2 separate regions of the Homo sapiens genome follow, and region 2 is linked to region 1. Evidence: chromatin loops called from intact Hi-C (ENCODE). Cell type or tissue: CD4-positive, alpha-beta T cell. All regions are shown on one strand.

Evidence for each region. Hi-C counts contacts between places; a loop is a spot of excess contacts. Peaks named below come from ENCODE experiments on the same cell type or tissue, not always from the same donor. Only the 100,000 strongest peaks of a DNase experiment are listed, where the experiment ranks them.
Region 2: a loop joins it to region 1, with 2.3 times the contacts of the local background. A loop is called at or near these places in 6 of 110 quality-filtered maps.

The regions. Positions count from the first base shown.
Region 1 is chr17:673,833-676,332 of GRCh38, reverse strand. The region is part of intron 4 of VPS53 (VPS53 subunit of GARP complex); the gene reads left to right. Among named protein-coding and RNA genes, the nearest start is that of VPS53, 40 kb to the left of the region's middle. In CD4-positive, alpha-beta T cell, no CTCF peak of the experiment used is centred here; no DNase peak of the experiment used is centred here.
Region 2 is chr17:559,118-561,617 of GRCh38, reverse strand. It overlaps VPS53 (VPS53 subunit of GARP complex), which reads left to right. Exons shown (of 22, transcript NM_001128159.3): 15 at 1,045-1,192. Among named protein-coding and RNA genes, the nearest start is that of VPS53-AS1, 38 kb to the right of the region's middle. RefSeq lists a silencer at 353-402 and an enhancer at 418-1,617. In CD4-positive, alpha-beta T cell, no CTCF peak of the experiment used is centred here; DNase peaks (open chromatin) are centred at 927 and 1,467.

The DNA.
Region 1 (2,500 bases):
CTGAGATATGTTTGTACAATGGATGGGAATTTGGCTTTCTGTCTTCATGGAAGAACTTGGCCTCCTTTTTCCTCTTCCCTCTTTCATCCACGGAAACAGTATTTAGAAGAGCACAGATTCAGCGTTGTGGTTGTGCCGTCACCATTTCCATGTGTAAGTCTCCATTTTCAAGAGTCTGTAACTATAAAATTTCCTTTGCTCCAATTTGGACTCCAGGGTCTCCTCTGGAAGGAGATTAGTTTTGCAAAACCAAAGATAATACATCTGTTTTGGCTTGGCGTTTTGTAGTCATCTAGATTAAAGCTCTAAAATACATCAGAAACTTGTCGTCCTCCGTATATTATTGGATCCCATGCCGGGGTTTCTAATTTCTGTTTCTGTATTGCATCGTAGACTCTGAACAGATGCTGTGTTCGTTTCTAGGTATTGTATGTGATACCTGGAATATGGATGTTAGGCAAAAATGTATTAGTGCCACTTTCATAATGACCCCCAATTTGGAGGGGGGCATTTCTTCTGGAGATATACTTACTACCAAGTAAGTTTTTTTTTTTTTTTTTTTTTTGAGATGGGAGTCTCGCCCTGTCGCCCAGGATGGAGGTGTGATCTCAGCTCACTGCAACCTCCGCCTCCTGGGTTCAAGTGATTCTCCTGCCTCAGCCTCCTGAGTAGCTGAGATTACAGGTGCCTGCCACCACACCCGGCTAATTTTTGTATTTTCGGTAGAGACGGGTTTTCACCAGGTTGGCCAGGCTGGTCTCGAACACCCAACCTGAGGTGATCCGCCCGCCTCTGCCTCCCAAAGTGTTGTGATTACAGGCGTGAGCCACTGCACCTGGCCCCAAGTAAGTTTGATGATTCAAATTCTGTCTTTAAAGCAGGAGAAAAGGTGTATTTGAGGGGTCTTTACCCCATCTCAGACCGAATTCTTAACTCCTGTCTCCTTGTTGTACTTGAGCTTTTCTTGTTCCTAGTCACAAGGGAACGGTCGCGACAGACAGCCCTCTCCTACTTCCGTGATAACCGTAGAATTATCAGCTAGGCAAAGTGCTACTTCTAATAAGTCAGAAATTTAAACTTTTTTTTCATTGAAGACTTAGAGATTCTAGTCTTTAGAGATTTCTGGTAACTAGTGTCTTGTGGGCAGGTTCTAGGACCGTTTGTCAGCCCTGGAATTTTCCAGATCTCTGTAATTAAGGATGTACTGTTTTAAGGCTGATCTGTTCTTGATTCATTCACTGTAAGCAAAGACACATTTTCAGTTGCTTTTGCAGAACATAACATTTTGAGTCATTTGTCTTGATCTGTAATGCTAATGTTTTATTACACTATAAATGTTTACCTTGCAAAATATTGTTGCATATATTACTTTACTTGATTTACTCGATTCACATGTTTACAAAGATGTGTGAATTAGGCCACGTAGATGCTGTTCTCCCCATTTTACAGATGAAGAGATGGCCCGCATCAGTTCTGTGACGTGCCCAAAATCACACGAAGCGAGTTAATCACAGACCCAGATTTTCTCATTCGCAGTATGCTGCATACTTGTCCATACTAAATTATCTTTAAACAGTGACAAACATTTAAAAGCAGATTTGGGAGCCACCTGTTTTGCTGTGGAGCCTGGAAGGCTGATTCATAAGGAATTTCAAATAATGGCAGTGACCATGGCCTCATTAGCCAGCTTGGTCCCCCTCAGTATGACGAAGAAACTGGACTGAGAGAAGAACCCCAGGTTGAAGAGAACTCTCTGTGTTCTGCACACCTGTGCTGCCGAAAATACAGACACCAGTGAGGCCCTAAAGAGAGTAAGCGAACCAGGAAGAGAAAAAAATCACACAGATGAATCCTCGCAGCCTGAAGGGCATTTGGCACAGAAGGTGTCTCAAAAAGTCAGCTGAGGGAACATCCAGATGTCACGCAAAAGGATGTTTTCTCCTGAATGAAGACTTACGATATAGATGAGAGTTATGAAGTGACTAAAATGAGAAGTAATAGTAAGATATGGGGAATTAGAATGAAGTCAATAACCTCGAACTTGGCAACTGGAAGTCCTGGCTATTTGGGAAAAGTAGTCCTTTGTTAAACTTGGACAAGTTGTTCCTTTTAATGTGCCCCATTTCCAAAAATATTGAATTTCTTTACCTTTCATTCAGCAAAAGCAGCAGAAACTTTTGCTTAAACGTTTCCTTGTCTTTTGCCACTTGGAGGTGTTGCTTGAAATGCTCTCATCCTCCGGGGTTACCTTTCGTCAAAGGAAGCTGCATGAACGCATCCGTCACTCGCAGCTATTTCAGGGCTAGCTTGTTTTAAGTTAGGGGTGATAACAGATATAGGCAGAACTTTGCAATGTAAATGTTTAGTCTTATTTGGGCACTGCTGAATTTGTTTCCGAGCCTCGTCTTGTGATTTTAATTTCTGGCTTGTCTCCTGAAAACAACAAAAATGAGCTCTTTGGTTCACATTTTCAGTGGCTTTGGTTTGCAGAAATCATAAA
Region 2 (2,500 bases), 110 kb after region 1:
GTATAATCCCACTACCCAAAGAGAACGTAACTTTTTGTATATATTTTTCCGTTCTTGATAGATACCTAATGTGTGTGATCTGTGTGCTTTTGTTTGTTTGTGTCACGGAATTGGGGCTATACTGCTTATAGCTTTATTCCCTGCAGCTACCGTTTAACTTCATCGTGGGAGCATTTTCCCACGTGTATTAGTCAGCATCTCAGCAGAAAAAAATGGCATACTCAGCTGGGATTATGTCAGTAGAGAGACTGTTCACAGAAGTGGGGGCAAGGTGAAAGGAGCCAACAGAGGATTCCAAAGCATCCAGATATGAGTGGGTAGTGGTTACTACCATAGAACTCACTCAGTAGCTGGGGCTGCCCCAAAACCTGTAGTCACAGGAGGATGTGTGATGGGTGTTGGCCTCTTGAGACACTTAGGGCCTTGGGCAGGAAGCATGTCTTAACATTCGCTTATGTCCTCCTCCACAAGCACACATGAGTCCCCTTGCAGACTTCTCTTAACATTCGCTTATATCCTCCTCCACCAGCACACACGAGTCCCAGTGCAGACTTTTCTTAACATTCACTTATGTCCTCCTCCACAAACACACATGAGTTCCAGTGCAGACTTCTCTTAACATGCGCTTATGTCCTCCTCCACCAGCACACATGAGTCCCAGTGCAGACTTTTCTTAACTGAAAGAAACAGGGTAGGTAACCATCTTTCGTGCTCCACACGGTCCTAAATGAGTTCTGCACATCAGGAGATTCCAAGCTAAAGAGAGGACAGCTCAGCAGCCTTCCCTTTGGATATTAGACCATCCTAGTTAATGTGACTAATGGCCTGCTGATGATTCAGATTAACTAAAATAGGAATCATCTCTTCCTATTTCTGACGGTGTCAAGGTAAGGTCAGTAGGAAAAGGACTCATTGTATGTGAATTGATTTGGGCCATGTCCAGCCTTTACTTCCCCCTTTTCTGTATCTTAAAATAATGTAGTTTCCAGTTCAGGAAGCAAATTAGAAATTCCATGCTGACTTGTTCCTGTTCCTTTTCTTCAGAACCACAACCAGCAGTGGAGGACTGACTATCAGCAGCCTCCTCAAGGAAAAGGAGGGCTCAGAAGTAGCCAAGTTCACTCTGGAGGAGCTCTGCCTCATCTGTAACATCCTGAGCACGGCAGAGTACTGTCTGGCCACCACCCAGCAGGTGAGCCATCCTGGCTGCCCACTCACCACCTCCTTTTCCTGAACCCTCTGGGCTGCGTCGCTCGGCGAGTAAGAATATACGTCCTAACATGGCCACAGACAACCTTGGGTCAGACCAGTTGGCCTGCCACAGAGGAAAGCTCAGTGTCCAGCCATAAGGCTGCCCAGGCAGCTGTCTTACAGAAAGGCCTTGTTAAAAGAAGACTGGGCAAGAAAGTATGACTGGTCACCTCCCTGGAGTTGTGTAAGCTCCTCAAAGGGCATGACCTGTTAAAAGTAGGTCAGTAGCACTCCAACCCATATGAGAAAAGCAGTAACAAGCTTGTCTGTGCTAGGACCCAGCCTTTGGTGATGATGAGTCACAGCCAGTTATTCCATGCTCAGAAGTGTTACTAAGTTAAGCAGAATCCTTTGGGCTTTTATGTGTCTTCTGAAATTTACATGGCATTTTCAATCTGCCTCAACAAATAGCCATTGTTTGGGATGCTGACGTTTAGGAACTGGGGGACAGGAAAGGGTGATGCCTCTGCTGGAGGCCCCCACATGGCCATAGTTCAGCAACTGATGGAGCAGAAGGAAGACCCAGAATAACCTTTGATTCAGCCTTAAACATGGAATTAGAAGTCCTTTTCACACTTGGTCTGGGATTCCCCTGAGGCCAAGAGAAAGAAAGTAATTTGGAAAGGTTCTGCTCTTCTACCCACTTTGTATTTATAATTTACAGATGCCTAGACCACAAGAAGACAGTCATAAATGATAGTTCAGACAGCCCAGCTTGGAGCTCCTGTGTGCCAGGGCAGCAATATAGCAGGTCAAATAGGAAGTGTGTCTACCAAGGCCCCTCAGTGGCACATAAGCCAGCCAGAGGCAGAGGCAGCAGCACACTCTGCCTGGGGACCTGGTCATGTTGAGTTGCGAAGGTCATGACCTTCCAGGGTTTGGCCTTGGAGCCACAGAGCAGTCCGTTTAGCCCCAGGCCACTCCCCAGGTAAGATGGCACTATCTGTAAGGACCTCCAAGGCAGGGGTTCCAGAGTTCTTTCATGAAGAAACACTGTTTAACTATTTTGGGTGTGCACAGAAAGAAATACGATACATGTAAATATGCTATTTTAAAGGTAAAATAACCGTAGTATTTAAAAAAATAAAGATCCCTTTTAATCCCATCATCCTCAAATAATCATATTAGCAATTTGGGGTATTTTTTCAATTGTTATTCATAGACATAGTTTTGAATGTTACAATCTTAATTCACTGTTATATCCTTTTATTGTTAGTGTCATACATAGCATTAGCATTTCTCCTGTCAT